2 separate regions of the Mus musculus genome follow, and region 1 is linked to region 2. Evidence: chromatin loops called from intact Hi-C (ENCODE). Cell type or tissue: left cerebral cortex. All regions are shown on one strand. Links, peaks and the distances in the headings refer to the core of each region. The heading gives the core; the rest is flanking DNA.

Region 1 (15,274 bases), core at 5,567-10,566, 1.1 Mb after region 2:
GAACTTCTTAGGGAATCACCATTCCTGACCTTAAGTGGCATTACAGAGCAATAGTGATTGGGGAAAAAAAAGCTGTATTGTATTGATTCAGGGACAGGCAGGTAGATCAACAGAATAGAATTGAAGACCCAGAAATGAACCCAAACACCTATGGTCACTTGATCTTTAACAAAGGAGCTAAAACCATGCAGTGGAAAAAAAGACAGCATTTTCAACAAATAGTACAGGTTCAACAGGACATCAGAATGTAGAAGAATGCAAATCTATTCATTCTTATCTCCTTGTACAAGGCTCAAGTCCAAGGGAATCAAACCTCCACATAAAGCCAGATACACTGAAACTAATAGAAGAGGAAGTGGGGAAGAACCTCAAACACATGGGCACAGGAGAAATTTTCCTAAACTTATGCTCTAAGATCAACACATGCTTTCCATGCAGCCCTGGGTGGACATCTGGCTGTGTTAAGCCACCGACCCCACACGGAGGGTGGTGGACAAGGGGCAGCCCCAGGTACCAGGTTCTCAGCCTCCGGCATCCCATGCTGGATATATTGGAGGAGCTGAGAACAGAATAGGGGCCCCGGGGTGGCACTCGGTCCCAGGAAGGAAGGGAAGAGAGGGTAGGGGGAGAGGGGTCGCTAGATGGTTCTCTCATGGGCAAGAGTCCTTGGTCAGGTCCATGACTAGGAGCACAGGATGGCCTTCTGGTGGGAGATTAGACATGGCTCGTTAAGAGAAAGCTTATCCCATCATTCAAGCCTGGCAGGCCTTGATGATCAGAGACAGTCTATGGTTTTAGAGCTTTATTGTAGAAAGGCAGGGGAAAAGAAGAGAAGGTAGAAGGAGAGAGGGAGAGGCTGGCCATAGCCACGTGGAGAGAGGGAGAGAGAGAGAGAGAGAGAGAGAGAGAGAGAGAGAGAGAGAGAGAGAGAGAGAGAGAGAGAGAGAAAGAGAAAGAGAAAGAGAGAGAAGGAGGGCTAGAGATTAAGAAAGATAAAAGCTTAGAGAGAGAGAGGTCGGGCCAAGCAGCACCTCTTATAGTGGGCTGTGCTATCTTGCTGTTGCCAGGTAACTGTGGGGAGGAGCATACCTAGCTATAGTCAGGTAACTGTGGGGGGTGGTCTATCCAGAATGCCAGAAGCTTGGGACATTGTCTGCATGACTGATAGCCACAGACCTCCCCTGTGGGGGCTGTGGGGGCAGTAGCTTCAACAGGAGCCAGGGGTCTAGAAGACATGATCTAAAGCCTTCCATCCCATGTAGGTAGAAATTACCACCCACTGGGTTCCACCAGGGTTCAAGACCTAAGATTGACTGGAGATCAGGCTGTCTGTGCATAGCCCATTGCCCCACATTTTAACAGAGGAATAGATATAGAAAATGTAGTTGATTTACACAATGAAGTACTACTCAGCTATTAAAAATAATGAATTCATGAAATTCTTAGGCAAATGGATGGAATTTGAAAATACCATTCTGAGTGAGGTAACCTGATCACAAAAGAACACACACAGTATACACTCACTGTAAGTGGATGTTAGCTCAAATGCTTGGAATACCCAAGATACAATTCACAGACCACATGAAGCTCAAGAAGAAAGAAGACCAAAGTGTGGTGCTTCAGTCCTTCTTAGAAGGGGAAAAATACTCACGGGAGCAAATACAGAGACAAAGTGTACAACAGAAATGGAAGGAAAGGCCATCCAGAGACTGCCCCACCTGGGGATCCATCCCATATACAGTCACCAAATGCAGATACAATTGTAGATGCCTAGAAGTGCATGCTGACAGGAGCCTGATATACCTGTCTCCTGAGAGGCTGTGCCAGAGCCTAACATATACAAATACAGATGCTGGCAGCCATTGAACTGATCATGAGGTTCCCAATGAAGGAGTGAGAGAAAGGACTGAAGAAGCTGAAGGGGTTTGCATAGGAAGAACAATATCAGCCAACCAGAGCTCCCAGGGTCAAAACCACCAACCAACGAGTACACAAGGAGGGACCCATGGCTCCAGATGTATATGTAGCAGGAGATGGCCTTGTCAGGCATCAATGGGAGAAGAGGCCCTTGATCCTATGAAGGCTAGATGTCCCAGTGTAGGGGAATTCAAGGCCGGGGAGGCAGGAGTGGGTAGGTGGGTTAGAGAGCACCTTCATAGAAGCAGGTGGAGGGGGATGAGATTGGGGATTTTCAGGGAGAGGGGTACCGGGAAAGAGGATAACATTTGAAATGTAAATAAATAAACTATCCAATAAAAAGAAAGAAAAAATTCACTGCTACGTACTAATCTCTCTCACAAAATTTCTGATATCAAAGGTATGAGTTTCTTCACACAAATGAATCCTCTGCATCTCTACTGGACACTGGCAGAGAGTCCTGCAAGTTAACTCAACTCTGATATGCCGTGTCAGCCTCTGTTCCTACAGAGTGTGAGGGAAGCCCCTTTTCCAGCACACAAATGCATACCTCCTCACCAGCTCAGTAGCACCCAAAATAGCACTTATTTTGTTAGGGATTTTAATGGAAGATTCATAAATACAACAGTGATTTTAGTCAAGTCATCAACTGATGATGATGAATTCAACCTCTAGTCCCTCTCCTATCTTCCCAGAGATTGAAAACTGAGGAAGAAAGCTGAAGGTTCTAAATCTCAATCACATATTGCTTTGTTCCCCATGACCAATCCTGATTCTAGTCATACCTCCAAATCATCTCCCCAGGATAAACTCGGGTGTGGCTGAAGTCCATTATGAATAGTGAAAGATGTAGAAATGTTTCAAGAATTGAGAACCAACGGCCAGATACCATAACAGAAGGTATTCCTGTTATTTTTATCACTTAGGAGATCACAGAAGTTTTTTGTTTGTTTGTTTGTTTGTTTGTTTTTGTACCAGAAGCCAAGCACAAATACAAAATAAACTACTCTTCAAGTTATGGTGGGAAACACTCCCAACAGACCTACTACTCCAAGCTGGAAACATCATGCAGATAAAAATGAACATAATATGCCTAGCCTAATGACCAGCATTGCTTATGTAGTGGTTTAAATATGGTTGGCCGATAGGAAGTGGCACCATTAGGAGGTGTGACCTTGTGGGAGTATGTGTGGCCATGTTGGAGGAAGTTTGTCACTGTGGGTGAGGGCTTGGAGGTCCTTCAGATCAAGATGGAGAACTCTCAGCTCCTCCAGCACCTGCAGTCTGCCTGTAAACTGATATGCTTCCCATTATAATGACAATGGACTGACCCTCTGAAACTCTAAGTCAGTCCCAATCAAATTTATAAACTAACTTTATAATAGTTTCTGTGGTCGTGGTGTCTTTTCACAACAGTAAAATCCAAACTAAGACATCTCATTTATCTTCTGAGTGTGGTGCTAGCTGGAGGCTACAAATTCCTACTACTGCTCAGCACTAAAAAAACAGTATTAAACTTTGTGTCATTCACCCAGAGAAAACATATTCAATATTCAAAGTTTGATATCTATTAAATATCATCCTCTGACATCGTCATAAAGTCAAAAAAATCTTAAGTTGAACAATAATGCATGAGAAACTATTTGTACGGATTTTGTGTTGTATCTCTAGACACACTGTTCTGTTCTATTGTCTATGTGCACTGTGGTCTAAATATGTCAAAATTCATATGTTGAAACCTAGTTAGCAACATAATAATAGTTAAGGGGGGGGACTATATCCTAAGAGTAGGGTTTATATGAGCAGGGATGGTAGTCTTATAGAAGAATCCAGAAGGAACTTTTGTCCTTTCTACTATGGCAGAACTCAGCAAGAAAACACCACCTGCAAAAAAGTGAACCATAAGAATGTTTGCAACCTTGCTGTCCCTTGATCTTGGACTATCCATCCTCCAGAACTGAGAGCAACAAATGTGTGCTATCTATATTACATATGCCCTGATATTCTGTGACAACAGCTCAAGCTTTTTAAGGTAATTTTATTTTAAATAACTACTATACCATTTTATCACTAAGGCTCTGAGGATGTCTTCTATATCTGATTAAACACCCACTTGCAGTGAATCTCTTTGTCTACTGCCAGGTTCTGTGTTACTGTGACAAAACATATGATAGAAATTTAAGGGTGGGGGCTGGTGAGATGGCTCAGTGGGTAAAAGCACCCAACTGCTCTTCCAAAGGTCCGGAGTTCAAATCCCAGCAACCACATGGTGGCTCACAACCATCTGTAACAAGATCTGAAGCCCTCTTCTGGAGTGTCTGAAGACAGCTACAGTGTACTTACATATAATAAATAAATAAATCTTTAAAAAAAAAGAAATTTGAGGGTGACAAGATTTATTTGGACTCACAGTCTCAGAGGATTTGGTCCATAGACCTTTGAATCCATTGATGTGGGGACAATATAACACACGGCATCATGGTACCATGAATAGTATGGTAACCGAGATCTATTTATCTCACTATGAACAGTAAGCAGATCAAGAGACAGGAAGAGTCAAGATACAGTTACTCCCAATTACCTGCCCTGGTAACCTAGTCATGAATATATAAGTCCATATAGGGCATTTTCTATTCATATGGACAGTTTCCTTCTTGCCCATTATTGCTGTCTTCTTAGTTTAGGGGAATAACTAACACTAAAGGCCTTAGAAAAAGTCATTAGAGGCCTATTAGAATAGAAGTGTCTTTAAAGTGTGTGTGTGTGTGTGTGTGTGTGTGTGTGTGTGTGTGTGTGTACAGAAAGAGACAGAAACAATGTAGTTGTGAGTTGTTCTATAATGGGACATCAATGCCCTTACTAGACACAACAAATAAAAATGCAGCTGAACAAGGAGACAGGTTTAGCTAAGCTTATAGGAACGGTCTCTGAAGGGTAGCAATTTTAAGGCTGTAAACATCCTGGGGAAGAAAGATATAGTGGACATTTTCTGTATATACTGTCAACATCCACACATGGACCAGAGGAAGGCTTTGCTGTCCTTCCAAGCCCCACCTTGGGTGTCTTAGTCAGTGATATATTGCTATGAAGAGACACCATTGTAGTTGATCTTAGTTACTTTGTGGTTTCTTCTTTTATTCCACCCTTATTCCCCCCAATTTTGCCCCCATCATGAGATAGGAGGTAAAGAAGGATAGAGGGGAGAAAGAATGATAGAGATTCTTGAACATAATTTCTTTCTTCTTTTTTCTTTGAGCACAACTACTAACGAACTGTAACCAACCTCCCTGAATGGCCAATAGCCACCAAAGGATCCCACCTATCAGGGCTTTAGCATTTATATAACCTCTGAAAAGTTCCCAGAATTCCAAATGTCACATAATCTCAAAAACTATCTGCAGCTGCAAAAACCATGCCTCTGATAGAGCACAAGGCAAATCATAGTCAGCTGCTGTGAAGCAAGCCCATATCACCACACCTGGGACTAAAATGAAAACATATGCTTATATTTCTGTGTTTTTTTTAAGAAACCAAAATTCCAGAATTCTCATCACACACTGTGACCACAGAAACTCTTATTAATTGGGGCCTGCTTAGAGTTTCAGAAGTTGATTCCATTGTAATCACAGTGAAAAGCATGGTCAAATTCAGGCAGATATGATACTAGAGAAGTACCTGAGAATTCTACATGCAGATCCAAAGGGAGCAGGAAGAAAGAGACTCTGGGCTAAAATGGGCTTTTTGAAACCTCAAAGTCCAACTCCAGTAATATACTTCCTTCAACAGGTCACATGTCCTAATTCTTTCAAATAGTGCACACTCCCTGGTGACCAAATATCCAAATCTATGAGCTTATGGGGGTCATTCTAATTCAAGCACTGGGGTAGGGATGAAAGAAAGGTGAAATTTCAAGACCTGTAAGTCATATAAAGTACTCAGAAATGGCTGGTTGTTTGTAAGCCCTTTACCCCATAAAAACCCCTAACTTTGAGCCTTGGGGTCGAATCCACTGTCTCCTGCATGAGATACATTTCGACCCAGAGCTCCGCCATTAAACTGCCTCATGTGTTTACAGCAAGAAGGATTCACGTGTTTCTTTGGGTGCGCTCTCTCTCCTGAGACTAGAGTAAGGGTCCCCGAAAGGGGGTCTTACGGGGAGGCTTTGCCATTTTCCCATAGGTCTGAAGCTAAGGTTCTTGACATGGCCAGCTCATGTCAACAGCACACATTCATTTGAGGCTTCTACCACGCCCCACAAAAGAGATTATTTAATAATATCTGGAGCTGGTGAGATGGCTCATTAGTTAAGAGCACTTGTTGCTCTTGCAGAACACCAGTGTTTGAGTCCCAGCACCCACATCCATATGTAATTCCAGTTCGAGGGGACCTGATACCCTCTACTGGCTACCATGGGCACCAGGCACACATGTAGTGCACAGATATACACACAGGCAAAAGACATCTATACAAATGTTTTTTTTTTAAATTGAAGTTACATGTTAAAGAAAAAACTGAGTTACATATGAGTGAGAGGCCAAATTAAAGCATGTTTACAATGTGTATATAGCAGAAAAGGAAGGCTGAAAAGGCAACCTTAAATTGTTGGGTCTTTTTTTAATAATCATCAAATTAAATGTGGGGGAAAAAGCAGAAAAGGAAAATTAGCAAAGAATACAGGTAGAGCTGGAGACATGGCTCTGTAGGTAATGTATCTGTTCATAAACATGAGAAACTTGGTTCAATTCCCTAGAACCCATGTAAAAGCTGAGCTGCCACACCACCTCCAGTAGGATCTGTGTGACAAGTTCCACAGACTGAGGCGATTGACCTCAAAAGGGGGAGGCCTCCTGGAACCGGTTGTGGAACTCTTCGCCAGAGAAAAAATATTGAGCCATAGTTCTCACAGCAATCTATCTGTGTTGTTTTCTCTTATTCCTTTTCTTATTTACATGTTCCTGGTAGCCTAGGCCAAGATTTTAAGTGAGAATAATGTGTAAGAAACCATCCCTAGAGATGGGGGTCACTAAAATGACCTTATCCCCAGGGAAACCAACGCTTTACTTTTTAAATCATTTACAAAACTTTTATGATAGATAAAAATTTTCCCAACAATAAAATTTCATATGACTACATGTATGTCATCAGAGGTGGGTTTTGGTATATGGTAAAGAAAGCCTTAATTAGAAAAAAATAAAGTAGTTTAAGTTTACATATTGAAGATTTACAAAAAAAAAAAAAAAAATCAGGCATTAGATGTTAAATAGTAATTGACCATGGAGCTAGAGAGTTAGTTCAGCAGTTAAGAGCACTGACCGTTAAAGATTTATTAACCTGCTCCTGGAAATAATGCCACTAGCCTTGGACAACAGCCCCCACTGAATACATCCTTTTAGAGTTGTTATATTATGATGATATTACCCGTTCTGTTTGTGATTCACTGAAAACATAGTTTCAGAGTTGTAATGCTTGGATAATTTTTGTGCTTTACTGTGCCAAATGATTTTTGTTGGTATTTGTGATTGTTTCATTGGTTATAGTTTCTAAGGGATGTAATGTTTGGTTTTTTAATGTATAAAGTCCCCTACTTGAGAGCTGCAAAATACACTCAGATTCAAACTGCCTCTGTGTTTGTTTCTGTTTGTCACCGCTGAATCCTTAACTAGTTTCAAGGACCCTCAGTCCAGGGACCCCCATACCCAACTGGGGTGTTCTCTGGCACTGAGCATCATGGTGCATTGTCTGTAACCCCAGGGCTCTAGTGGAATCAGCGAGATCCTGGGAGCCCTCTGGCCAGCTATTCCAGCTGAATGAGGGAACCTGAGATTCAGTGAGAGACCCTGTCTCAAAAGCTAAGGTGGAAAACCAGAATCAAACTCTGACTCCATGTACTTTTTATGCATATATGTATGTATGTAAGTATGTATGTATGTATGTATGTATGTACATATATGCATGCACATACTTGTATACAGAGAGAAAGAGAAGTACAAAAAAAGAAAGTAGAATGATAAATTAATTTTAAACGAGGTAGCAAATTATAGCTAAATCAATAAAGCTGGATTTGGGGAATTTTTAAGATTTGTAAACCTGTTAGATTTCTAGAGAGATAATCACAGAGAAGGAACGAAGGCATAAAACAACTACCTGTGGATGTTTCCTGATGGGTAGCAAAGGCAGAGTTACCACTGCACATAGGATTAAAATTGCTACTCAGCTGCCTTGGAGGGGAGATCTCCTGGGTGGTTACAATGGAATCACAAGGAAGGGAGACAGTGTGAAATGATACACTATGAAGAAACACAGTCATTGCTGGGTTTGAAAATAATAAATCATTAACATAAAATCGTCTTGAGCCACCAAGTTTACAGAACCTTCATTGTTAGTCTCCCTGGTTTTTCATCCTCTTACTGTGCAGACGCACAGAGCCATCTCCTGGAGACTCTGCTCACTACAAGTCTTCCTGGCAGAAACTTCAAAAACAGGAGAGGATATGGTAGAGTGAGTTGAGATAAATTTGTTACTGTATCTTGCAAAAAGGTAGTTTATTTGGGGGTAGGGGACAGTGTTTTTGCAGAGGTGGTTAACTGGGTGGACCTTTAATGTAACAACAAATATCCTTAAAATACTTAAAAAGAAGACACATCTCCTAGACCTGGAGGCTGCCTTGCTGAACATTGTGCTAGAGATGAAAGTAATAATCTAATTAACCTCTCTCTCTCCTCCTCCCTCTCTCTTGCCCTCCCCCGTGTCTGTCTCTGTCTCTATCTATCTCTCTCTGTCTCTCTGTCTCTCTCTGTCTGTCTCTCTCTCTCTGTCTCCCTCTCTCCCTCCCTCTCTCCCTCCCTCCCTCCCCATTCCTCTCTATCAGCCATGGGGTCATACCAAGGGCCTGTCACAAGTTAGGCACCTTTTCTAACACTAAGCACTTTGCTGCACCCCTCAGCCCTGTTCTGATACCTTTTGACGGCTGATTGTGACATCCAAGACTCAGTAGGGAAATAGAGACAAGATGTTTGTAAGTAGAGACAAGCGTACACAATCTACAGAGAGAGGTAAAGGTTATGTGCAAACGGCCAAAACAGGTTTTACTCTGAAAACCAGAACCACTCGGGCAGCCAGTGTGAGTTAGGGTATCGGAGAAATGGCTTTTCCCCTACCACCTCCTGAGTTAGGCTATGCTAAGAATATTTTCCTCTGTAGCCACAAGGGGGGAGCCTTTTAGACAGTGAGAAAAGAGAATTAGTGTTGTTTTAAAGAGACAAGTTTTGAACTTCTCTATTCTCTGCCCCCTTGCACGGATTTACTGTGCAGATGACTGGCTCATGACACTGGACATCATGGTTCTTATGACGCTGATGTTCGTCAAGATCTCCTTATTATTCTGCCATGTTTGTCAAGGTCCCCATATTCACTAGAAATAATACTCACTACAGGCTTTTCACACAAATTAAATACTGTATTCCCTACCCCCCCCCCACTTTGTTTGAAATCAGCGGCCTAAAGAAGTTATCTGAACCTCGATGGCACTCAAGGATGTGTGGTGTTGTGACCCCTTTTTGTCTACCACTACATTCCATTTACTAAGAAATCTAACTTGCTTTTATGTCCTTAAGAAGACACAATCCCTGGAGGAATTTTTAGGGTCACTTATATATACTATCATATCATCTGCAAAAAGTGATATTTTGACTTCTTCCTTTCCAATTTGTATCTCCTTGATCTCCTTTTGTTGTCGAATTGCTCTGGCTAGGACTTCAAGTACAATGTTGAATAGATAGGGAGAAAGTGGGCAGCCTTGTCTAGTTCCTGATTTTAGTGGGATTGCTTCCAGCTTCTCACCATTTACTTTGATGTTGGCTACTGTTTGCTGTAGATTGCTTTTATCATGTTTAGGTATGGGCCTTGAATTCCTGATCTTTCCAAGACTTTTATCATGAATGGGTGTTGGATTTTGTCAAATGCTTTCTCCACATCTAACGAGATGATCATGTGGTTTTTGTCTTTGAGTTTGTTTATATACTGGATTATGTTGATGGATTTCCGTATATTGAACCATCCCTGCATCCCTGGGATGAAACCTACTTGGTCAGGATGGATGATTGTTTTGATGTGTTCTTGGATTCGGTTAGCAAGAACTTTATTGAGGATTTTTGCATCAATATTCATAAGGGAAATTGGTCTGAAGTTCTCTATCTTTGTTGGGTCTTTTTGTGGTTTAGGTATCAGAGTAATTGTGGCTTCATAGAATGAGTTGAGTAGAGTACCTTCTGTTTCTATTTTGTGGAATAGTTTGTGAAGAACTGGGATACAGAAAATGTGGTACATTTACACAATGGAGTACTACTCAGCTATTAAAAAATGAATTTATGAAATTCCTAGGCAAATGGATGGACCTGGAGGGCATCATCCTGAGTGAGATAACCCAATCACAAAGGAACTCACACAATATGTACTCACTGATAAGTGGATATTAGCCCAGAAACTTAGAATACCCAAGATATAAGATACAATTTGCTAAACGCATGAAACTTAAGAAGAACGAAGACCAAAGTGTAGACACTTTACCCCTTCTTAGAATTGGGAACAAAACACCCATGGAAGGAGTTTCAGAGACAAAGTTTGGAGCTGAGACGAAAGGATGGACCATCTAGAGACTGCCATATCCGGGGATTCATCCCATAATCAGCTTCCAACCGCTGACACCATTGCATACACAAGCAAGATTTTGCTGAAAGGACCCAGATATAGCTGTCTCTTGTGAGACTATGCTGGGGTCTAGCAAACACAGAAGTGGTTGCTCACAGTCAGCTATTGGATGGATCACAGCCCCCCCCCCCGCCAATGGAGGAGCTAGAGAAAGTACCCAAGGATCTGCAACCCTATAGGTGGAACAACAATATGGACTAACCAGAACACCCCCCCACTCGCAGAGCTAGTGTCTCTAGCTGCATATGAATCAGAAGATGGCCTAGTCGGCCATTGGTAGAAAGAGAGGCCCATTGGTCGTGCAAACTTTATATGCCTCAGTACAGGGGAATGACAGGGCCAAGAAGTAGGAGTGGGTGGGTGGGGGAGTGGGTGGGGAAGCGTGTGGGGGACTTTTGGGACAGCATTGGAAATGTAAAAGAAATAAATACCAATTTAAAAAAAGACACAATCCCTTTGTCATGTCTCATAGGGTATTAATGGTCTCTCTTTAAACTGTTCTGCTTCATGCATAACCCATATCCTCTTTCAGGAAGGCTAGAGGACAAAGAGGGATGTCTTAGGGTTTTACCGCTTTTGAACAGACACCATGACCAAGACAACTCTTAGAGGTTCAGTCCATTATCAGCAAGGTAGGAACATAATAGCATCCAGGTAGGCATGGTTCAGGAAGAGCTGAGAGTTCTACATCTTCATCTGAAGGCTGCTAGGAGAACACTGACTTCCATACAGCTAGGAGGAGGGTCTTAAAGCCCACGCCCACAGTGACACACCTATTTCAACAAAGCCACACCTACTCCAACAGGGTCACACCTTCTAATAAGTGTCACTCCCTGGGACAAGCATATATAAACCATCACAAGGGGTTTGTTGCCTGAGCTGGTCATATGCCTCCCAAACAGAGTGTTCTCTGTAGCACATTCCAAGAAATAGTGCCTGTCTGTGGACAAGCTGTATCAGTCAAGTTCCTCTGGAAATAGAATGGAGCATACACAAAATAGGATTCTTATTTTTCTTCAAATTAACAGGTATGTAACCATCATATGTAAGTGATGAGTTAGAAGGGTCCTTTACTTACTTTAAATATATATAAATATATATATTTACTACATACATTGTAAAACCAAAAGATTTTGGTTATAAGATAAAATATCAGTTCATTGAGAAATATATTCAGTTACTTCAAATACATCCCACTAATCAAAGTATCAGTAAATCCATACTATCAGTAGATTCAGTACAAATTTTTGGCTCACTGAATGTTAAGCATGTAAATTTTGTTCTGTGCCTTTAGGAAATGTATGATGATGTTCTTACTCAGTTAACATAATGTTAGTGAGAATTTTGGTTTCTTTAAAATCCCAGTTATGGAGCAGTGTGAAAAAGCAGCAAGGACAACCCCGGCACGGACCAAACCCGCACGCCACTGTATACCCGTGTTCAGTGCCGACGTCCTCTGCTGCCACCATGCCCAAAAGAAAGGCTAAAGGGGATGCTAAAGGAGACAAAATCAAGGTGAAGGACAAGCCACAGAGAAGATCTTCAAGGTTGTCTGCTAAACCTGCTCCTCCAAAGCCAGGGCCCAAACCTAAAAAGGTCCCTACAAAGAAGGGAGAGAAGGTACCCAAGGGGAGGAAGGAGAAAGCCGACACTGGGAAGGATTCAAATAATCCTGCAAAAAATGGAGATGCCAAAACAAGCCAGGCACAGAAAGCTGAAGGTGCTGGAGATGCCAAGTAACGCGTGTGCATTTTTGATAACTGTGTACTTCTGGTGACAGTACAGTTTGAAATACTACTTTTTATCAAGTTTTATAAAAATGCAGAATTTTGTTTTACTTGTTTTTTTTTTTTAAGCTATATTGTTAGCACACAGAACACTTCATTACTGGGTGGGGGAAGGATCATGTGTCAGTAACAAAATCTCTCCCAAGCTGGATTGAGGACAGAAAAACTCTTTCCCTGATAATTTTGAAAGGCTCCTGTTGGCTCCCAGGAGAGATATTCTGGTCTTGACCTAGGTGGCCACCAAGGCACAACAATGTCTTGTGGTCTGGAAAAACTATAAATTCAGTTTTATATCCTCTTCCCCCCTGTACTATCAACATAGACTTAATTCCCTAAAAACCAGAGACCTGTTGGAACCTGGCCTCCAAAATTGGTTTTCCAGTCTATTGGGTGATGTGGACTTTGCAGTGACTTCATCAAGTGTTCTCAGAAGAGCACTGGTTCCTTTTATAAAAGATTGTAGATCAGCCAGGCATGGTGGTGCACAGCTTAAATACCAGCACTTGGGAGGTGGAGACAGGTGAATTTCTGAGTTCGAGGCCAGCCTGGACTACAGAGTTCCAGGACAGCCAGAGCTACACAGAGAAACCCTGTCTCAAAAAAAAAAAAAAAAAAAAAGATTGTAGATCTTCAGATTGATAATTCTGCCACATTCATTTCCTGAAAGTCAGGGTCAGCTTTTGAAAAGTTGTTAAACAACATCCTTAATGTGAAATGTCAACTCTCACTCTAAGCTACTTCCCCCTTTTCAAAGCATTGGATGAAGAAAGACTTCATTGGGTTTTATAGTGGCTTTCTGATTCTGGTAGTCTATACAAAAAGGGAATTTGGAAGTTCTTGTATATTGTTGATTGTCTGGCCATGTCCTGCCTGAAAAACCATGATTGTTTATGCAAAGTACCTTTAATAAAGCTGGTTACAGTTAAAAAATAAAGTAAAATCCCAGTTATATCCTAGGTATGGAATAAGAGGCTGCTTCACAGCAAGTGATTATGATTTGCCTGGTGCTCTAGCAGGGATATGGTTCTGCCAGCTTCAGATAGTTTCTGTGATTGTGTGACATTTGAAATTCTGGGAAATTTTGAGAGGGTGTAAATGCCAGAACCACAAAAGGGGCCAGGCACACTCTGCGGAGGCTGCTGCTTCCTCTGCTGCTGCTCCCTTTGCTGCTGGTGGTCCCTGTCACTGTGGTTTGTCAAGTGGCCATGATCAAAGAGATAAGAACAAATTGGAGATATCCTGACTACAAAGATTAGACTTGCCCCAAGGAATTCAATGCCAATAATCAGCAGGAAGTAGTCTCTTTAAAGAGGTCTAAACTTGCTTTCCCCTCTAATCTTTTTCTCCTACCTAGTGTTGTAGGGTTGAAAAGGATTAGAGTGGAGTACAGATTGGAAGTGTAGTAGGTATAAAAATCCAATAAAGTAACCAAAAAAAAGCATGTCTACAACAATACATGGATTTTTGTGAACCATGAATTTTCTAATTGACTTAGATTCATTTTCTAAACATAATTCATTTTCAAAACGATTTGTTTTTAATTTTATGTATATGTGTGCACATGAGTTTATGCACCTGTGAATGAATATGCCTGAGTCCAGAAAAGGGTGTCGGATCTCCTAGAACTGACATTAAATATGGCTGTGAGATGGCCAGGGTGGGTGGTGGGAACCAAGCCCATGTACTCTTCCTCAAGAGCAGTACTCTTAACCACTGACCCACATCTACAGCCCTATAACATGATTTCAAACCACCAAATGTAAATTCCACTGCAAACTATATTATGTAACGCACATTTATCTGAGTGAACTTCTATTTTAAAAATCATATCATTTCATTTGTATTCTCCATATATATACTTGTGTAAAAAAAAACAGAACTCATACAAAGGAAAATTATAGATGAAGAAATATCATTCAACAAAAAGTGGCAAGTGACTGCAATCTTCGGAGGCAGATTACAAGGCATTCTGCTTAGTGTGGAGGAAATCTGTTCATGCTTTCAAAGACTGTCATTTGAAAATGTGCAGTATGCAATAACATGTTGACAGGTTTGGCGTATCAAAGGCTGTGTCGTGAAGACAAAGTAGCAGGACAGAAAAGTAAACTTGTGTTCTCACCAACAATAAGCTTTTTAAAAGTTACAAGTCAGATTCTAATTAGACCAAGTCGGTTACTCAATTCAGATTATAAACACTCATTACATAGTAGCATTTTTAACAACAAGAAGATTATACTGATGGTGAGTTTATTAAGCAACTTATGAACAGCATAAAAAGATATAATGTATATATGATGTTGAATAGGTATGGCCCCCACAGACTCATGTTTTTGACTGCTTGGACCATAGGGAGTGACACTACTAGGAGGTATGGCCTTATTTGCATAGGTATGGCCTTTTTGGAGGAAGTGGAGGCAGTAACACAGTTTCTCCTTGCTGCCTGTGGATCAAGATGTAGAACTCTTTGCTTTGCCTCCAGGACCTGTATGTTGCCATGCTTCCCAACATGAAAATCATGAACTAAATCTATGAAACTATAAGTCATCCCAAATTAATGCTTTTCTTTATAAGAGTTCCCTTAGTTATGGTGTCTCTTCACAGGAATAGAACTCAGATTAAGACAATGTGCCTAGTTAAAAATAAGTAATATTCATAAAAAGCAGTTTGTTTCATCAGACACTGGCTGGGTGAATTGAAGAAGATAAAAAAAAAAAATCTATCAAACAAAATTTGCCATTTATGCTCTGGTAGTAGATGACACTGTAGCTATAAATGCTGCTTACTTTCCATTTTTATAGCATCACTGATGATTAACTGTCAACTTAGAATTTGAAAAACAATACAAAAATACAAAAGACTTTTTC
Region 2 (15,274 bases), core at 5,422-10,421:
AGGTAAATAAAGATCTCTAATGTGGCACACTCAAGAGCTGAGAAGAAACTGAGCAAACGCTCCCAGTGTTGAATCAGAGCCTCTGGGAATTCTAGAACTTGAGAAACAATCTATGTGTCCTCACAATGGGTTGTTCCTCTTACATCCTGTTCAGGCAGGCTGGCCCTGCAACCCATGGCAATGCCACTAGTGAAGAGCATTTTCTGTGTGTAGAATAGTGTGTTAGGGGTAGCTTCAAAAACAAACAAAAAATGTTACCAGAACACACATGTTCTTTTAGTGAAAGTTTAAAAGATAGCACTTCTTTGCAGAGGGTCAACAGTGAAGTGTGGTGACCTGGTTACTTTCTGTTTGACTGAGTGTTTCATGGCTCTGGTTTGCACTCTGGAAGACTAATCTTTGCTGAGATTAGCTGAGTGGTTTTGGCTTCAAACTGAGGTTAGTCCTAAGATTGGAGGGCAGAAGGTACTACAGTTGGCACAGGCTGAGTCTTTACACTATGTCCTTTCTCCCATGACCCCAACTTTGACTAGGCCATAGTAATATTTTTTCTTCCTTCCTACTTCAGCTTAGGGATAATAATGGTTTCCAGCTTCTAAACTCCAACTGCTCCAAGTTTCCTTTTAAAGTTTTCTATAACACCACATATTTTTTTTTTTTTTTTAGAAAAGTCATTTCATATGTACTTGTGAGGGCATGGTTTTTAGGAATCAGACAGGCAGCTCAATGGTAACTAGAGTTTACACAGAATAGATGATAAAGGGACAGGAGGTAGCCAAGCTGAGTAGATGAGGTGAGACCTCTATCTGCCATAAAGCTACAACTCAGGGTGGCAGAGATCCTCTAGCCACCACCTCAGACTCTTCCCTATCCCACTTTTTGTACCATGTGCCACTGAATGTTGGACCTAAACTTAAGTGTATCTATTTCTGTTATAATTAAGATTCTTTCCCCCATTGAACTTTAAGCCTTTAAAAAGTAGGGACCTTTTCTGTCTCTTTCACCATTGTAGTCCTAGTACCTGGCAGCATGCTTGCTACATAATAGGTACATAGTAAATTTCCTGAGTGAAGGAATGAATGACTTGACTTTTCTGTATCTTCCTCTGCTTCATAGAAGAGAATCTATTGAGAACTAGATAGGCTAGGTTTGATTTGTATCATCTGAAGAAAATGGTCATTCTGGACTTGCACACCATTTCTAAGTTAAGCCAAGGAGGCTTGCTATATCTTATCATTTGTCTTTGTTTCAACTATACAGAAGTAATGAGCTATATAAGAGCTGAATGGTCATTAAGGCTTAATCTGTCCTACCTTGCTTGAGTTGGAAGTCTGAATTAGGATTTTTGAGCTTCAGCCTGGACTCCTTTAGAGAAATATGTGAAGAAACATATCAATAGCTCATTTCCATCATGGGAAATAGGCTCTTTTTATTAATAGAAACCGTGGAAATTAGTCTAAGAAAGGTGCTGTTGGTACCATCTACGAGTGTAAAGTTGTCAGCACCCCTCCTTGGCAGTTATCAGAATCTTCTAGGACATTCCTTTGCTTCTCCCTTTCTTGCGGCCTCTTGAGGTTGACTTCATAGCACCAATTTCAATGTCCCTCAGATTGGTTTTCCCTAGACCCCACTTTGGACAGTTTCTCCCTGTACCCAGAAATCTGGTGCTTTGAAATCAAACCTCTGAGCCTTTAGGTATATTATGTGAAGGGAAAGAAACATGGTGATAAAATTTGAATGGCTTAGGCATCCAGAGGTATTCTAGTTTCTGACTCCTATCACTGGCCCAATTTCATACAGAGAAGCTGATGTTCTAGTTTCTAAAGACCCTAAATTGGTGAAAAAAAGTTCAGACATTCATGTCCTTATACTTTTTGTGCGCTGCTTCAAAATGGTCTGAGCCTAATGGAACTCTCATAGGAATATGTTAGGTTCGCTCTAGAGAACTGAGTTAAAAGGCCATTTAGGCTGAGGGGTTGAGACTATTGGAGGCCCAAAGTAAGCAAGCCAAAAAGTCTAGGAATGATAACAACAAAGTATACAGAGGTGAGATATATCATGCCTCCTGGAACTTATCCTGATTAAATTATGTGTGGTTATGATTAAATTATGTGTGGTCATGTATTCCATTGGCCAGGCTTCATGGAGACTGCAACATAGTCTGTGACCTCAATGGTGAGTCTAGATATACAATAGCTCTAGGAATTTCGTCTCTTTCTCCCTCTACTTGTGTGTGTGTGTGTGTGTGTGTGTGTGTGTGTGTGTGTGTGTGTGTGGTGCTGGGGAGCAAATCCAGGATCTTGCTTCTGCTAGCCACGCCCTCTATTTCTGAGCTGGATCTGCATTATATCACTTTACCCATAATGTTCTTGAACTTGTGATCCTCCCGCTTTGGCTCTCCAGGCTCTGGGATTATGCATGTGCTACCACCCCTACCTCCTACGTTCTGTTTATCTAGTGACTTATGCTCACTTTAATTACTTGTACTTATTGTTTAGTACTTCTTACTCATAACTTTTGCTTATTTCTGGCTTATATCTATTCATAACCCTCTTTGGCATAGCATGTGCTTCTTTGTATTTTGGTTTTTGGTCTTGATAAACATTAGTCACTCTTCTCACATACAGAGTTTTGAATCGATAATCTGAGTTACTTAGCCTCTTGTCAAACTTAATGCAAAGCTGGGTAATATCATAAAATTCATGATAGTCACAGTAGTAGACAGGCTCTGCAATCCCTAGTGTGGCCATTTATGTTATGTTGAGAAACCCGTTGAAAGTCTTGACTGTAGACATTATAAGGCTTCCCATAGGTTGTAGGGAAGTACTGAAACCAGAGAACGTATTATTTCATCCATTCATTGCTATAGTCAAGGGGGAACATCAAGATTTTCTCAGTCCATTCTTACATATTCTTTCTCAGCCTTAGCTTTCTACTCTTTCCTTGTCTCCATCTTTATCCCAGAATATATTCCAAGCCATATCTAGATACAACTTACTTGCTCTCTAAATATGTAGCACTAACTATATTTGCATCTCTCCCTCTTTCATGAAGATATGTCTCCATTGTATCTTCCAGATAATTATCTCCTCATGTTCCCTGAGAAGTCTTCCATGTTAATCACCACCTCCAAATGGAAAATTTCAAAATTCTACTGCGCTGGCCCACAAACCTCCCTCCTTAGTTCAGACATATATATCGGTACTTGCTGAACATTGTTCTCTGGATACCATGCAACATCTTAAACTCAACATCTATAATATATAATTACCATTCATATTCTGACTCTGTTCCCTCGGTTATTAGACCCGTCACAAACTCAAGATACTCAAGCCTGAATTCTGAGTGCCATACTGACTTTCTCTCTTGGCTTCATTTCACACATGATAGTTTGCAGGTCCCCTCTTTCACTAATACCTGTCATGTTCAATGTTCCCATCTTTCTCATTTCCCTTTGAAAACAATAGATCTTTTTCCTTATCAGAATATTTATTTATTTATTAACTTATTTCTGTTGCCAAAACTGTTTGTAAAACTAAATTTTATTTATGTATAAGTCAGAGTGTTTTGCACACAGAGGACACTGGAGTCCTTGATGGTTGAAAGGGATCTGATACCTTGTCTCACTATTTGATCTGAGTGGTAAATGAAAGACCAACGCTTACAATAGTCTTGAAGGAGAAACTCATAAATAACACTTTATGTGGAAGATGGATATACACTTATTAGCGCTGTGAAACTACATTTATTCATTACTATTTTTTTTCTGGTCTTGAGGTAAGCCCAGAGCCTTGAGCTTGCTAAACAACTGCTCTACCCACCGAATCTCAAGATCCTCAACTCTACAGTGTGACACATGAAAAGAGTGAGAGCAAATGGATGGAGTATGTAGAAGGTAAAATGTCTGTGCTTGAATCTTAGTGACAAAACAAGCAGGTGTAGCCTGTAGCTAATAAGAATTTGTGGGTTGCTATAAACAAAACAAGTGCTTAAAATTATATAGGAAAGTGACTTCTCAGCACATCTAGTTCAGACCCAAATAACTCTTAGGTGTTCCCATTTTGTGCATCTAGCTAATGACCTGATCCCCACCCCCCCACTCCAAAAAAAGAGGTATGTCATTAGGTGCAGGGTCTGGTGCAGGGAGCACTATGTATAAGGTTAGGAATGGTACAAGCTACCATACCAGCATCTGGTGGAATGTATATATTTTAATACTGAATTGGTAGATTTCCAGTTTTCTTCATTTCCCAGCTTCTTGAATACTAGTGAGCTGGCTTTACCAAAACACATCTTTTGGAAAATTGGGTAGTTCCAGAGGAAAGATCCTGTAGAATTTGATATTTGACTAAACCCAGAGTGAGTTATTTGCCTGTTGAGCTTGTTAGTCTAATGTGAAGTTTGACACCGTCCCCCACCCCTGCTGCTGCCCCATCCCACCCTCAATGGTTATTCAGAGCAAGTGTTCAATGGGAACACAGGGCTGAGAATCACTACACAGTTAAGAGTATCCAACATAAAAGAATCTGAAACCTACAGAATCAGTATCACAAACAGGTGAGAAAATCTTCAATTACTTTGTTCTTAGTACTGAGATAAACACAGGCTCTGAAAAGTTACAGAAGAGTTCGGGAAGAGAGTAATAGTATCACACTTCTCGAAGGCAACATGGGGAAGTAGGCCAGGAATAGCGTTTAGAGAATTTTGTGGAAAAATTTAACCCAAATTTCTTTTGTCAGTTTAATTAGAGAAGAGAATTGTTAAGGTCAAGGAATTGCCTCATAAACCACATAAACACTGATCTCAATCAGATAGGGATAGTTTATTGAGTATATACCCCAGGTCTGGTCAGCCAGGGTCATGGTCCAGATTCAGAGACTGAACCATGACCCTGAGTTAAGATCCTACAAGGTTTTTAAGCCCCAAATCCACAAACACCTGTGCCAAGTTATTTCACCAGTCAGGATTTAGGGATAGGGGATTTCCTTAGGAACTTGTCTTAGTTGTACATTTATCCTTCTCCTATTGGTTGGGGGGTATTCAACCGTGTCAAGGGACTTGCCTTGTCTAATATTCATGTCTTAGCTTGTCTACCAGGATGGGGTGTATTTATGTCTTAACTTGCCAAACTTGTCAGTTTCCAGGGAGGTCTTAGGAACTTAAACTTTACTTGACTATTACTCAAAATGGAAGTCTTATGCCAAATAGTTTCTTATATTGGTATACATGTTTCTCTTACCTTGAAGTCTATCCCAGGCAACTTATACCATAAAAGCTTATACACAAGTGCAGGAAGTGCTGTTGAGTTCTGGTCTGAGCTTATTGTGGGTAACAATACAAAACAGTTTGACTTATGATCGGTTTCCAAGGGCACAGAACATAACAGTATATTTAATCAATCTTGGCATTAAGAAAGTTTCCTTATATTGGCAGGTTAGCTATTATAGGTCCTGTTACCTAGGCCTTAACATTTTACCTAGGCCATAACGTTTTACCTAGACCTTAATACTCTATCTAGGCCTTAATATTTTCCCTAGGCCTTAACAAGAATAGTTATCTTTTCAGAAAAACAGTCTCAGAGCAAATGGTTTTGTGTATTGAGAGGGATACCAGCATGCTTAGTTTAAAAAGTAGGTTGTTTTTTTTCTCTCTTAGCATGTCTGAAGATAGGCAGTTGCTGACATGTCAGAGGCCTAAATATCTGAAGGCATGTATATGAAATTCTTTTATCTTTCTCCTTGTTCTTGTTCATAGTCAGCAGGTGGCAGTACAGCCTTGGGAATTACATCCACACAGCCAAGCTTGTCTATTGCTGTGTAACAACTGATCACAAACATTTTACAGGCAAATAGATGGAACTAGAAAATATCCTGAGTGACTCAGAAGGTACATGCATGTATGATATGTACTCACTGATAAGTGAATATTAGCCATAAAGTACAGAATACCCATACACCCTACAGACCCAAATATGTTAAACAAGAAGGAAGGCCCAAACAAGGATGCTTGAATCACTTTTAGTAGGGGAAACAAAATAGTCATAGGATGCAGAGGGAGGGAGAGAAGTGGGTAGGAGAATGGGGAGGCAAGATGAGCTTGCAGTGGTGAGGTGGGGTGGAGGGGAGGACAGGAGAGAGGCTCATAGGGCCAGGAGAATGAATAGAAACCTGCAGCTGACTGGGGAGAGGTGGGTAAGGGGTGTGGAGGGGAGGAAAGAATCTCTGGGAAGTCCCAGAGACCTGGGATAGGGGAAGCTCCCAGGAGTCAATGTGGGTGACCTTAGTCAAGATTCCTAACAGTGGGGACATGGAACCTGAAGAAGCCACCTCCTGTAGCCAGGCAGTACCACGAGTGGAGGGATAAGAACACCAAACCACCCACAAAACTTTCCACCCCAAATCTGTTCTGTATAAAAGAAATACAGGATGTAGCAGAAACCAAAGGAAAGGCCAACCAATAACCAGGCCAAATTGAATCCCATTCCATGGGCAAGCACCAATCCCTGACATTATTAAAGATACTCTGGTATGCTTCCAGACAGGAGCCTAGCATAACTGCCCTCTGAGAAACTCTACCCAGTAGCTGACTGAAACAGATAAAGATAACCACAACCAAACATTAGACAGTGGTCATGGACACCTACAGGAGAGTTGGGGAAGGATTGAAGACCCTGAAGGAGATGCAAACCTCACAGGAAGGCCAACAGAGTCAACAAACCTGTACCCCTGGGAGCTTTCAGAGTCTGAGCCACCAACCAAAGAGCATACATGGGCTAGACTGAGGCCTCCCGGCACACATGTAGCAGACAGGCAGCTCATTCTTCATGGATGCCTTGTTTGGCCTCAGAGGGAGAAGATGTGCCTAACCTGGCAGAGACTTGATATGTGAGGGTGGGGGGATACCCAGGGTGTCCCACCCTCTCAGAGGAGAAGGGAATGGGGGGAGGACCTCTGGGAGGGAAGGTCTGGGAGGGGGAGCACCATGTGGGATATAAATAAATACAAAAAAAAAAAAACCAACCCTCCAAACTTTGTCACTACAGTTAGTGTCCTGCTACCATACAGCTCTGCCAGTCATCAGGCTTGACTGGATTGCTACTGACTGCAAAGCCAACATGGAGATGCAGAACTGTACTCTTAGTTAGAAACCTGGGAGAAATCTGCTTTTGCTTTCAGTCAGACTATAAGAATTCAAGTCCATGCATCTATAGGACTTCAGTCCTTGCGTTCCTGAGGGCCTAAAGTGGGAAAGAAAATGGAAATGTTGGCATTTGTACTGAGATTTTCTTGGAAGGTGTGGGAAGCTTAGCAATAAGCGTCAAGTTAATTAAACAGTACAGTGATGTTTTTAGGAAAAAGTGTTTAGCTTATGACTAAAATGAGTGTTTAGTAAGGATCTGGTGTAGGACATAGGAACTTGTCTCATTAGCTATTTTCAGTAGAAAGGTGTTTAAAGGATTAGGTGCTTATAAATTAGAAGAATAGAGAGAATAGTCACGTGTAAGCTGGCCTTTGACACAGGCTTCCTGGAGAACTTGTAAAACTGGTGTACCCACGTCTCACATTCTCTCACATGCAGGAGTCACCCTGGAGCATCAGGGAGCTTCCATAGAAATGTTTAAAGCATCTATCCCCGCATGATCTCATCTGTAGATCTATGCCACAGCAGTCAGGTTGACCCTGGCAAAAGCCTGGCTTTTGGGCTGGTTAGATAGCTCAGTGGGTAAAAAGCACATACTGCCACACTTTACTCCTTGCATTTTGAGCCCTGGGACTCTTGATGGGGGGGACTAGTCCCAAAGTTGCCCTCTGACCTGCACATGTGTTTATCTTCTCTTCACAAACAAAGTGTAACAATTTATATGTTTCTAAACCATCTAAATGTTAGCACTGTCAAATCAGAATGTCTCTGTGTGAAAGGATGGGTTGTTACAGAAGAGTCAGATAGGCTGAAGATGAGTTAGTCTTTGTTTACAAAGCCCAGGAAAGGAAAGCTTATACCTACCTAGCAAAAACTTGGATGCTTCTTTATAAATTCATTTTCTGTTTTCACTTTGTAAGGTTTTTTTTTTTTTTTTTTGTTATGTTAACATTATTTTGTTCCTAAACCCTAACGGCCTTTAACTTTCCAATGGCTTAGTGAGCTTCCACCCAAGAGATCCAGGAATTAGGATTTGTGCGACTTGGATTCACATCCATAGCGATTGAACTGAGTTAACTGATTTAACTCCCTGAGAGTAAATAACTGCCAACCAAGGTCACTATGTCCAGCAAAGCTATTACTTAAAATTGGAGAATTAGAGAACTTCCATGATAGTAGTATCTATAGCATTTCATGACTACGACACCAGCATTAAAGGAGATACTTAAAGGAATCCTACACGGGAAGGAGGAAGACAACCGCAAACCCAGGAAGAATGCATTATATGAGTAGATAAATAAAAATCAAGTGTAATCTAAAATGTTCAACTCATTAAATCAGCAAACTCTTAAGATGAATATAGAAAGAAAAATACAAAAATCAAAAAGGGAAAAGAATTACAGAATTACAGAATCAGCAAATACATCTCTGTAATAACCCTAAATTAAAAATGGCCTCAAAATATCAATAAAAATTGTCTGCAAGAAACTGACCTCTTGACATGAAAGGCAAGGATGGGAAATGACACATCAAGTAGCTGAAATCTGAAAGCAAGCAGGATTAGCTGTAAAAAAGTGGACTTGAAGACAAATTAGTGAAAAGAAATAAAGGTTATTGTCTTAGGTTCTCCCTCCACCATTGCTGTGATGCAACATTCTGACAAAAGGAGCCTAAGGGGGCTGGAGGGATGGCTCAATGGTTAAGAACATTTGCTCTACTTGCAGAGGACCCAAGTTTGAATTTAACACCTGATCACTAACTGTTTTAGTCATATGTAACTCCAGTTTCAGGGGGAGCTAATGCCTTCTTATGGCCTCCATGGGGACTACATGCATGTAGTGCACAAACTTACATGCAGGTGTACACATAAAATTAAAATAAAATAAAAAGGAACTCAAGGGAGACAGCTTTATTCTGTCTTACAGTTCCAGTCCACAATGTTGAGGAATTCAAGGTAGCAGTGCTTGATGTGACTTGTTGCATCACACCCATAGTCAGGCAGTAGAGAGCACTGAATGAATGCCAGTACTCGTTTTTGCCATCTTGTCTCCTCCTCAGGACATGGTCCCTCTTACAATTGGTTTGTTTCTTCCTGTATTAGTTAATGTAATCAAGATAATCTCCTCTCAGATATACCCAAAGGCCCATCTTGCAGGAGATTCTAGAGATATTAAGAAATATATATATACCGTGTGTGTGTATCTATGTGTGGTGTATGTATGTTTGTATGTGTATGAGTATATAAAGGTAGAGGTTTATTGACTATAAACATTCAAGATAGAAAGCAATCATGCATATACTCACTGCATGAAGACATATTTGGTATTCATGGTCTAGTCTACCATGTGCTATCAAAATTTTCTTATAAGAATACATACAAGGGACTGAAGAAATGCCTTTATGATTAAGGGTATTTGTGGCTCTGGAAAGGGAACTGAATTGAGTTCTCAGCATTCACATGGTGGCTCACAACCCTTTATAATTCCAGTTTCAGGGTTTTAACACCCTCTTTTGGCCTCCATGAGCACTGCACACATTCAGGCAAAATACACACACACAAAATAAATGTTTTAAAAACTACATGAGGGGACTGGAGAGATGGCTCAGTGGTTAAGAGCACTGGCTGCTTGCTCTTCTAGAGGTCCTGAGTTCAATTCCCAGCAACCACATGGTGGCTCACAACCGTCTGTAATGGGATCTGATGCCCTCTTCTGATGTGTCTGAAGATAGCTACAGTGAACTCATATAAATAAAATAAATAAATCTTAAAAACAAATACATTCAGAACAGGAACAGGGGAAGAGACAGTGCTCTCCTGGCCAACTGCTTGCTGCCACATAGCCTTCAGGACCATCCCTGAAAGAAAAACTGTTCAAAATTTCATTTAAAATATAGATATGCCCAAAATAGAGGATTTAAAAATAAGATTTAAAATAAGATTTGTCAATTAAAAAAAAACTAGATTTAAAAAAATACAAATTATGCTAAATAAAAAGAAACTAAAAAAAGATTTATTGATTTATTTTATGTATATGAATACACTGTAGCTGTACTGATGGTTGTGAGCCATCATGTGGTTGCTGGGAATTTTAAATTCAGGACCTCTGTTCTCTCTGGTAGGCCCTGCTTGCCCTGGCCCCGCTGGCTCTGGCCCAAAGATTTATTTATTTACTATTATATCTAAGTATACTGTAGCTGTCTTCAGATACCAGAAGAGGGCATCATATCTCATTACAGATGGTTGCTGGGATTTGAACTCAGGACCTTCGGAAGAGCAGTCAGTGTTCTTAACCACTGAGCCATCTCTCCAGCCCCAAACTTTATATATATATAAGACAGTGAAAATAGTTGAATCTTTTAAACATGAAAATTAGTCTTGAGTAAGGTAGAAGTTCTGGGTAAGCAATCAGTCATAATAAAAAACAATTAAATGAAAGGATACAGTACCTTCATTCAGAACTTCATTAAAACTATGATTAACATTTAATTATGAATATAGCAAGTAAAATATTAACTATCATAAACAGTTTTAAACTTAACTATTAAAGGACTTTAAAAACATAAAATATAAGAAAAATGTTCAGCTCTTGGGATGCTTACATTAGTGGATCTGCAGATGAGGATCATCCGTCACTTCTGCAGTCTGCATAGATGTATATGTATGTGTATGTGTATGTGTGTGTGTGTGTGTGTGTGTGTGTGTGTGTGTGTGTGTGTGTGTATGTGTGTGTGTGTGTGTGTGTGTGTGTGTGTATGTGTATGTGTATGTGTATGTGTATGTGTATGTGTATGTGTATGTGTATGTGTATATGTATATGTTTGATGTGAGAAAGTTCATCGCCTCGAATTTTGTAGTCCAGCAGTGGGTTAGAAGTTGTTTTCCACCAGTAAGAATGGAGTCTTGGAATTTTAAAAAATGAAACAAACAAACAAACAAACAAACAAACCAAAACCATGATGCTTCAATGAAAGCATCTAGTTTTCTTGATCATTTGAGAAGACTGTAACTAATTTTGAATCATAGCTAAAAGTCCCTAGTAATAATATGAATTTTCCCTTTTTTAAAAAAAAAGTACTGCATTTTATTTATGCATGTGGAGATCAGAGAAGGACTTACAGGAGTCAGTTTCCTCCATGTTCACACCCTGTGGATCTTGGGCATTAAACTAGGGCTCTTAGGCTTGGTGCATTTACCTTCTGAGCCCTCTTGCAGGCCCCATGATTTTTCTTTTACGAAGATGGCTGTATGTAGTTTTCATGACCTCTCCCAGCAGGGCATATTTTGGTGGTGTGCCCATGAGGAAAAGACCAGGGCATCAGAAGGTAAACAATATAGGAAAGTTTGATATCATCTGGTCTCGAGCAAGCTATGTTTTATGCCAAGCAAGTTTATCAAGAAGTACATCTTATATACTGTTTGCAGGAGAGGGGATGGGCCAGCCCTGGCAGAGAGCTAAATCAAATAAATTAATTGGCAAAAAGAGCACAGTATACCTCAGACATGGCTGCCTTAGGACGGATAAGAAGGGAAAGTTGGATTCTCAGAAATTAAAACCTTAACTCCTCTGAGGACTTGGCCCTAACCCCAGAACAGACCTTGTCAAGCCTGCTTCTGGGCAAGGACACAAAACACATGTTCTCTTTGTCCTTTTATTAGGGACTCTGAGAAAGCCTTGGGTTGGCATGGCTCCCAACACTTTTACCTACAAAGTTTTTAAAAACTAAAATGTCAAGTACTTACTTTATGAAGATACACTGGATGCCTTCCAAAAGGGTTAAATCATAGGAGAAAGTTAAAGTTTTAATTGATTTTGACAGTTTATTAGTGTTATTTCTTAATAATAGGCCGAATTTATGAACATTTAAATATTTGTTCACAATTACCATACAATTTAGTAGGAGCGTTCCAAATAGGAATAATTCCATAAATATAATTTTTTTCTGTGGGTAAGACAATGACTATGCAACAGGCAAAGACTTACTCTAATGGGAAAACATAAAATGAAATCTAATCATAGGGTTTAAGTGTCCCATTTTTACTAATGTAAGTAAGGGTCCACGATATGCAAAGGATGACGCTAGTATGCAACAACAAAGAGCAGTTATTCTGGTCAACTAATGCCTGGTAGGAGTGGGCGAATTTTACCTTTCTTTCCCTTGATTGGACAGCTCAATCTCCAGGGGTATAGGGGTATAGGTGCTTTAGTGATTGGTTAATTGGTTGGGGACTTTTGCTGAATAGCTTTATTTGGCTCAGGTTAGGTGGTGGGGCAGCTTCTACAGCTCCGGATTGGCTGCTTCCTGATTGGCTGCTGTCAGGGGTGGTTTTTTCCGGGAATTGACTGGGACTTTTCCAGTCCTGGGAAACAAAAACTTATGCCTGATCTTCCATACTGCCAGTTTGCAGCCTGTCAAGAAGTCAGCTTGACTCTGGCTAACTCTGTCCTCTTACTAAGAACAGATCGACACTTAAGATAACATTGTAAACAGAGAATCAAGCATTAATTTCATCCTAGGATATTGAATCTTGACTTGAAAAAATTTAGTAACCTTTATATTACAACCAACTTAATTATAACCCTATCTATTTTCCCCCACCATCTTTCTATAGCACACTTTTATCTAATATTTTTATCGATTTCCATTATGGAACAATCTTTATATCTTCTTTATTTGATGGTTTATTGTTATTATTATAACAGTAGAAAAAAATAGTTTTTTGAAACAGGGTTTCTCTGTATAGCCTTGGTTGTACTGGAATTCACTGTATAGACCAGGCTGGCCTTGAACTCAGAAATCCACCTGTCTCTGCCTTCCAAGTGCTGGGATTAAGGCATGTGCTACCACTGCCTGGTTTAGAATATAATTTTAAACGAAAACCTAGCAGGTAGTAGCTAAACACACACACACACACACACACACACACACACACACACACACACACACACACACACCATTTATCTAGTTTCTTAAATAGTTAACAGTTTATAAATCCATGTTAAAACACACACACACACACACACACACACACACACACACACACACACACACACCCACACACCATTTATCTAGTTTCTTAAATAGTTAAGTTTATAAATCCATGTTAAAATATTAATAGCCTCTTTAAAAATCAGTTCAAATTAATTTTTTGTTAGAGATTTAAGTCATTGTACTAGTCACTCTGAAATAGTTTTTGTTTAAAACAGTCATTTGCTTCTCATTAGGGTTTATGAAGCATCCAAAACAAGGTAAAGTTTGAAATTATTATTATTTTTTTACAGTTTTGTTTTGGGTCATTTGTTTATCTTTTTTAAAATAAATATTTTATGTATATAAGTGTTTGGTCTGCATATAATTGTATGCATCATGTGCATTCCTGGTACTCAGGGAGACCAGAAGAGGGCATTGGATCTCCTGGGACAACAGTTATTAGTAGCCGTGTGTGAGCAAGGAATTGAACCCTGGTCCTCTTGAAGAGTCATCAGTGCTCCTAGTCATGGAAGAGTGCTCTTAATCACTGAGCCATCTCTTTTTAGACTTACCAGTTTGCCTTTGTAGAAGTATATAGTCACTTAACAAGTATTTTGCCTAAATTCTTTTATTTTTTTGTTTGATTTTTTTTTCTTTTCTAGACAGGGTTGCTCTGTGTACCCTTTCTGTTCTAGAACTCAGGATGATATTTTCTAATTCCATCCATTTGACTGCAAATTTCATGAAGTCATTGTTATTAATCACCGAGTAGTACTACATTGTGTAAATGAACCACATTTTTTGTATCCATTCTTCTGTTGAGGGACATCTGGGTTGTTTCCAGCTTCTGGCTATTATAAATAGGGCTGCTATGAACACAGTGGAGCATGTGTCCTTGTTATATGTTGGAACGTTGTTTTGGGCATATGCCCAGTAATGGTATAGCTGGGTCTTCAGATAGAACTATTTCCAATTTCTCAGGAACCACCAGATTGATTTCCAAAGTGGTTTTACCAGCTTGCAAACCCACCAGCAATGGAGGAGTGCTCCCCTTTTACCACATCTTTGCTAACATCTGCTGTCACCTGCATTTTTGATCTTAGCCATTCTGATTGGCGTGAGGTGGAATCTCAGGGTCATTTTTATTTGCATTTCACTGATGACTAAGGATGTCGAACATTTCTTTAAGTGCTTCTCAGCCATTTGAGATTCCTTGGTTGAGAATTCTCTGTTTACCTCTGTACTCCATTTTTTAATAGGATTATTTGGTTCTCTAGAACCTAACTTCTTGAGTTCTTTTTATATTTTGGATAATACCCCTCTATCAGAAATAGGGTTGGTAAAGATCTTTCCCCAATCTGTAGGTTGTCATTTTTGTCTTGTTGACCGAGTTCTTTGCCTTACGGAAGCTTTTCAGTGTTATGAGGTCCCATTTGTTGATTGTTGATCTTAAAGCATAAGCTATAGGTATTCTATTCATGAAAATTTCCCTGTGCCAATGTGCTCGAGGCTCTTCCCCGATTTCTCTTCTATTAGGTTCAGTATATCTGGTTTTATGTGGAGGTCCTTGATCCACTTAGACTTGAACTTTGTACAAGAACATAGGTATGGATCAATTTGCATTCTTTTACATGCAGACTGCCAGTTAAACCAGCACCATTTGTTGAAAATGCTGTCTTTTTCCACTGGATTGACCCAGGGGTCCTGGTATGCAGGGTATTGGGCAGGGTTTGGGGTCTCACCTGTGATCCTGGGTGTGTTAGAATACATGGGGAGTCAAGCTGCTACTCCACGTGGGCTGTATAGGTTTGGACCCAGAGCAGAGGCTCTCTTCCAGGCACTGGTGCAAACCAGAAGGCACACAGGTCTCTGGCTGGGCAGGTTATCCAAGCCAAGATTTTTAAAGTTGCTATTTGTTAGATCTTCTCTAATCTTCACTGTGAAAGGGAAGTTTAACAAAAAGATCTTTAGCAATCATGTATATATGTAGTCCAGAATTAATAAAAAAGCTTATATTTAACAGTTTTATATAAGAATATTTTAAGGGGATGAGGATATGGCTCAACAGTTAAGAGCATTAGCTGTTCTTAAAGAGATCCTGGGTTCAATTCCCCCTACCCACATGACAGTTTACAACTGTCTGTAACTCCATTTCCAGAGGGTT

Evidence for each region. Peaks named below come from ENCODE experiments on the same cell type or tissue, not always from the same donor. Only the 100,000 strongest peaks of a DNase experiment are listed, where the experiment ranks them.
Region 1: a loop joins it to region 2, with 8 times the contacts of the local background. A loop is called at or near these places in 11 of 42 quality-filtered maps.

The regions. Positions count from the first base shown.
Region 1 is chr9:35,586,167-35,601,440 of GRCm38, reverse strand. It overlaps the pseudogene Gm10105. Among named protein-coding and RNA genes, the nearest start is that of Pate4, 18 kb to the left of the region's middle. In left cerebral cortex, for the core only: CTCF peaks have their summits at 8,349 (motif pointing left) and 9,141 (motif pointing right); a DNase peak (open chromatin) is centred at 8,342.
Region 2 is chr9:36,678,030-36,693,303 of GRCm38, reverse strand. 1700027I24Rik (RIKEN cDNA 1700027I24 gene) reads left to right here and starts at 115. Exons shown (of 4, transcript NR_040741.1): 1 at 115-438; 2 at 2,138-2,175; 3 at 3,778-3,895. It overlaps Acrv1 (acrosomal vesicle protein 1), which reads right to left and starts at 84. Exons shown (of 4, transcript NM_007391.3): 1 at 1-84. In left cerebral cortex, for the core only: a CTCF peak has its summit at 5,747 (motif pointing right); DNase peaks (open chromatin) are centred at 5,783, 6,846, 7,236 and 7,606.